Regions from separate parts of the Homo sapiens genome. Here region 2 is linked to region 1. The links are chromatin loops, found by intact Hi-C in ENCODE. Cell type or tissue: Panc1. All regions are shown on one strand.

Region 1 (2,500 bases):
AATCATATCAAAATAGAAACTCAAAAAAATGATTTTTGGAACTAGATAGTGGGTGATTGTGCAATATTATAAATGTACTAAATGAAATGTCTACTTTAACATGCTTAATTTTATGTTATGTGAATTTTACCTCAGTAAGAATAAAAATAATAACGACAGTCCCAAGAGACTCTCCATAATTCCAGGGGTCACAGTTGCCTGGACTCAAAATGGGGACAAGTGAGAGGCATAAAGTGTTAGATGGCAAACCATCAGCATGCCCAGTGGCCACAAGGCAGCCTCCCTAAAACAGGGGTCAACTTTTTGTCCTGAGAACCGTCTCTGAAACTACTCCAAGGTAGTACTCCAGGCTAAGTCACCGAGAAGGAGGATGCCCGCCTCATCCCTGCAGGGTGGGGTTACACCACACCTGCCCTCTCTGTGGGCTACTCTTCACATTTTAATTAAATCATCGGGCATTTCCTGAGGCAGCTCTGTCTTGTATTTGCAGATTGGATGGCCTTTGAGCGTCCTTGTATAAGCCAAGACTTTTGACAGAAATGCAATCCTAGTTACAGAAACAAGAGGCCAATTTATATGAAACTGAACTGGGAGATACATATAAAGACCATTAAACACAGGACATAATACCACATTCCACAAGTAAAGAAATTCTCAATAAATATTTGTCAAAAAAAGAAAGCAGGAATGTATTGCAGTCCTCATATCACAGATGAGTATGTGATGCTCAGAGAGGTTAAGTATTTTGCCCAGGGTCACACAGCTAGTAAGTGCCTAAACTGAGGTTTGATTGCAGGTCAGCTGACTAAAGTCAGTACTTTGAACAATGGCCTCTGATTACTACCATGTTTCTTTGAGAAAATATGGTGTAACTTATGGTTGCAACAGGCATTGCTGATTACTGCATCCCTAGCAAAGGAAATAGTTATTTTCTCAGTAGAGAAAAGAACACAGAATACACATAAAACTCCTGCTTAGAAAGTACCAAATATTTCAAATGTGTATGCCAACATATAAGCTGTATTTCCTCCCTCCAATTGCCCCCCTCTCAAATAAGAAAAAAAAAATTAAAAACACATTTACATCCGTTTTGCCCAAACTTGGATCAGGCTTGGAAGGTAAGAGGTGACCAGCTAAGGCATGGGGTTTGGTGTGGGCTTCCCACCGCCCCGAGGCTCCTAAGTCCAAAGGCATGGGAAGGTGCTGCCCCCTGGTGACGACATGAGGTAATCAGCTCAGCACAGTGAAAACTAGAGCTTCACATCCTCTCAGAGTTTGGTAACATCGGTAGAGTTTTATACACCGGCAGATACGGTAGGGCAGATTCTAAGCAATCACTCAGTGTAACAATCACAATCCCACCCCATTCACTTGCACTTAAATGTGCTCTTGAGGCAGGGAGAGAAAATGGCAGCAGAACAGCTCTCAGCACATATAAGGTGGAAAAAGGCTAAAAATGACAACATAGGAAGATCATGAGTGCTCTTGTGCTCTACTTTTTTTTTTTTTTTTTTTTTTTTTTGAGACGGAGTCTCGCTTGGTTGCCCACGCTGGAGTGCAATGGCACGATCGGTCTCGCTCTCCTTCTTTCTCTCTTTCTCTCTCTCTCTCCCTCCCCCTCCTCTCTCTCTTCTCTCTCCCTTGACAAGCGCTTTTTCATTTGCATTCCTGAGTTCTCTTAACCTTTTACTTAGAGAGGTGCAGTATGGTTTAGAGTAAATAAATTTAAAAAGCCAAGAGGCTTGGGAATGATACAATTATCACTGAATTCTGGTGTCCCTTCTTACCCCGTGTGAGACTCTGGGCAGGTTACTTAACCTCAGTATAGTATTTTTAGATATAAAACCAGGGACAAAACATCTATTTCACCAGTTAGCTGCAAGAAGAGTGTGTCAAACATGGTGGAGGGGCCCTCATAGGTGGTAAGTATACAAACAATGTTTAGTTCCTCTTTCCCTCTAGGCTGGCACTCCATAAGGATGGCTCATACCTTTGCTATGCTCTTCTTTTTTTTCCTGGAGAAACCCTATAAAAATGTCAAAAAGGACTAACACACGGAAGCTAGGTTTGAAATGCAGAGACCAGCTTGCATGGAGTCAAAGTGATTGGTGTGTTGATACACTAGAACAATTTTAAATGGAAATAGTTTAGGAGCAGACATCCTAAAAACTGCCCAGAAGGCCTAATGAAGGAAGAGAAGCTGCTGAAGAGGAGGACGATCTGGCACAGAAGGAGAAGGAGGAAGGAGGAGGAAGAACAGGTCTATCGAGAGTGAGCAACACGTTCATTTTCACAGCAACTAAATACATCAAACAAAAATAAACCCCGGCTGTAAAGAAACATAGTAAACATTCTGCCAGTGTATGTGGTAAATAACATTGTTTCAGTAATTAGTGCCATTTTTTATACACTGCCCCTAAAGTATTTACAATAAGGATGTGACAATGAGGAGGAAGAGGCAGGGGGAGAAGAGGAGGGAACCAGAGCCCCAAAGCTTTAT
Region 2 (2,500 bases), 520 kb before region 1:
CAGAGGAAGCTTGAAATATACACGTTCCTCAGGTAGTTGCATCTCTTACTTCCTGCTCAAGGAGACAGGCTGATGTATTTAATACTGTCCATCAGCAAAATCATGGTCATTGGTTAGGCCACAAAGCACTAAAATGAACTTCATTTTAACATGAATAAAAAGGAAATTACAATTAAAATAGAAACCTATTGTGTTATATCCAGAAAAACTACAATTCAAGAAAGAAGGCAAAGAATTTTTTTTCACGGGCAGCTCCTGAAAATTAATATTCTGTGGCCTAACTGGATTCAATATTATCCTCTCATCCAGAGTGTGCGGAGGGAATTGTGTCAACATTTGCAGCCTCCTCTCCGCAATCTAATTAAAAGCTACACAAAATGATATAATGCACACAGGGTCCTCTGAACAGCTATCACTGAATAATAATGTTATCAATAATGATCATTTAGCAGTCATTTCTCTTAACACTTTAAAAACTGTATCAGTTATTGTGCTAAGCATTTTTTACATATTAGCTCACCGACTTCCCACAATAAACCACTGTGGGAGGTAGTTTATCATAACCCATTTTATGAGTAAGAGCAATAAGGCTCAGCGTAGGGTGACCAACTGCCCAGGATTTCCCAAGATGTGGGGCTTTCAGTGCTCATGGCAGGAAAGTCCTGGGCAAACTGGCATGAGTTGCTCACTCTGTGAGAGTGACTTGCTTGATTTTTAAGTGATAGGGATTTAAACCTCTGCGTCTCTTTGATCAGATTTCCTACCTACTGGCAGGCCAGCTCAAAATTACAGTCCACAATGGCTGAACAGCAAAGACATTCTTTCTAGCATGGTAGTATGGATCTAGGCCAAAATGCAGGAATATTATTTCTTGCGGGGTAATTGAAAATGTCATCTTGCCTCTCCCTGTCCCCAAAACACTGAGCGAGTAAAAGCTAAGCCTCCCTTTCTAACATTTCCAAAAGCCTTGCATGTCCCTGGAAACAGATGTTCAGAGTGATTACACACTCACCTTGGGAAGAGGGTAGAGATGACACAATGGTTGGCCAGTGTTCTGTTTACAAAACTCCAGAGTGTGACATACCACATCAGCATTCATATCTGCGCTAAGCCTGGAGGGAAACGGTGCAAAACAAAGGCTATTCAGATCTCTTAGGCATTAGGAAACAGAAGCTACTGCAAAGAAAGGTAAATCCCCAGAATGGATTCTAATACCCTCAACTCCTTGCAGAGTGGCCTTTGACCCCAATCCCGGGGAGCTGCTGGATGGTAATGATTTCCTGCCACTGTTGCTCTCTCCTGCATTTAGAATGAGGTCCTAAAGGCGAGGATGGGGCATGCACAGCACTGAGCTGCCAGTCAGCCTCTCACGCGAGTGCTGGGATTCTTTTCAGGCAAAGCCACACATAAAATTGGGAAAGAAAAAGTGGGCAGGGACGTAACTTGATGGAAACAATATTTTGAAGTTTGGGCCTTTGAAACATGGTAACCTTATAGTGAAAAATCATTTACGATATAGCCTTAAACACCTAACCTTACTTTCTTAGGCACAATCCAAACAATCTATTCTATTCCCTTATAAACATATTTCTTTTTTCTTTCTTTTTTTTTTTTTTTTTTCCTGCGAGAGGTCAGAGTTTTGTCAGGCCTCTGAGCCGAAGCTCGGCCATTATAACCCCTGTGACCTGCACATATCCGTCTAGATGGCCTGCAGGAGCCAAGAAGTCTGGAGCAGCCAAAGAAAAACTACAAAGAAGTAAAACAGCCAGTCCCTGCCTTAACTGAGTAAAATTACAATATTTTACTATCGTGACTTGTCCCTGCCCTATCTTAGTTGATCATTTGACTTTGTGACATTCTTCTTCTGGACAATAAGTCTTATGATCTCTCCACCATGTACCTTGCAACCCTCTCCTCTGCTAACAGTAAATAACTACCTTTTATTGTAATTTTCCATTACCTACCCAACTCCTATAAAGCAACCGCTTCCCCATCTCCCTTCGCTGACTGTCTTTTCGGACTCAGCCCACTTGCACCCAAGTGAATAAACAGCTTTATTGCTCACGCAAAGCCTGTTTGGTGGTCTCTTCACACGGACGTGCTTGACATTATTATTACTCAAATCAGTCTCCCCAATTATTTGGGAACAGAGTCTTTTGTTTGTTTGTTTTTGTTTTTTTGACGCAGAGTCTTGCTCTGTCGCCCAGGCTGGAGTGCAGTGGAATAATCTCTGCTAACTGCAACCTCCGCCCCCTGGGTTCAAGTGATTCTTCTGCCTCAGCCTCCCCAGCAGCTGGGATTATAGGCACCCACCACCATGCTTGGCTAAGTTTTATATTGTTTAGTAGAGATAGGGTTTCACTGTGTCGGTCAGGCTGGTCTCGAACTCTTGACCTCAGATGATACACCCACCTCGGCCTCCCAAAGTGCTGGGATTATAGGCATGAGCCACTGCACCAGGCTGGGCATATTTCTTATTCTTATGGAAGAAAGTACAATG

What was found. Peaks named below come from ENCODE experiments on the same cell type or tissue, not always from the same donor. Only the 100,000 strongest peaks of a DNase experiment are listed, where the experiment ranks them.
Region 2: it touches region 1 in a loop (4-fold over the local background); 2 of 110 quality-filtered maps call a loop at or near these places.

What each region holds. Positions count from the first base shown.
Region 1 is chr7:37,180,967-37,183,466 of GRCh38, forward strand. All of the region lies in intron 13 of ELMO1 (engulfment and cell motility 1), which reads right to left. Among named protein-coding and RNA genes, the nearest start is that of ELMO1-AS1, 180 kb to the left of the region's middle. In Panc1, CTCF peaks have their summits at 1,210 (motif pointing left) and 1,458; a DNase peak (open chromatin) is centred at 1,225; H3K4me3 peaks cover 233 bases; H3K27ac peaks cover 2,500 bases.
Region 2 is chr7:36,658,154-36,660,653 of GRCh38, forward strand. It overlaps AOAH (acyloxyacyl hydrolase), which reads right to left. Exons shown (of 21, transcript NM_001637.4): 4 at 1,013-1,112. Among named protein-coding and RNA genes, the nearest start is that of AOAH-IT1, 59 kb to the left of the region's middle. In Panc1, no CTCF peak of the experiment used is centred here; DNase peaks (open chromatin) are centred at 88, 678 and 1,098; H3K4me3 peaks cover 1,114 bases; H3K27ac peaks cover 2,500 bases.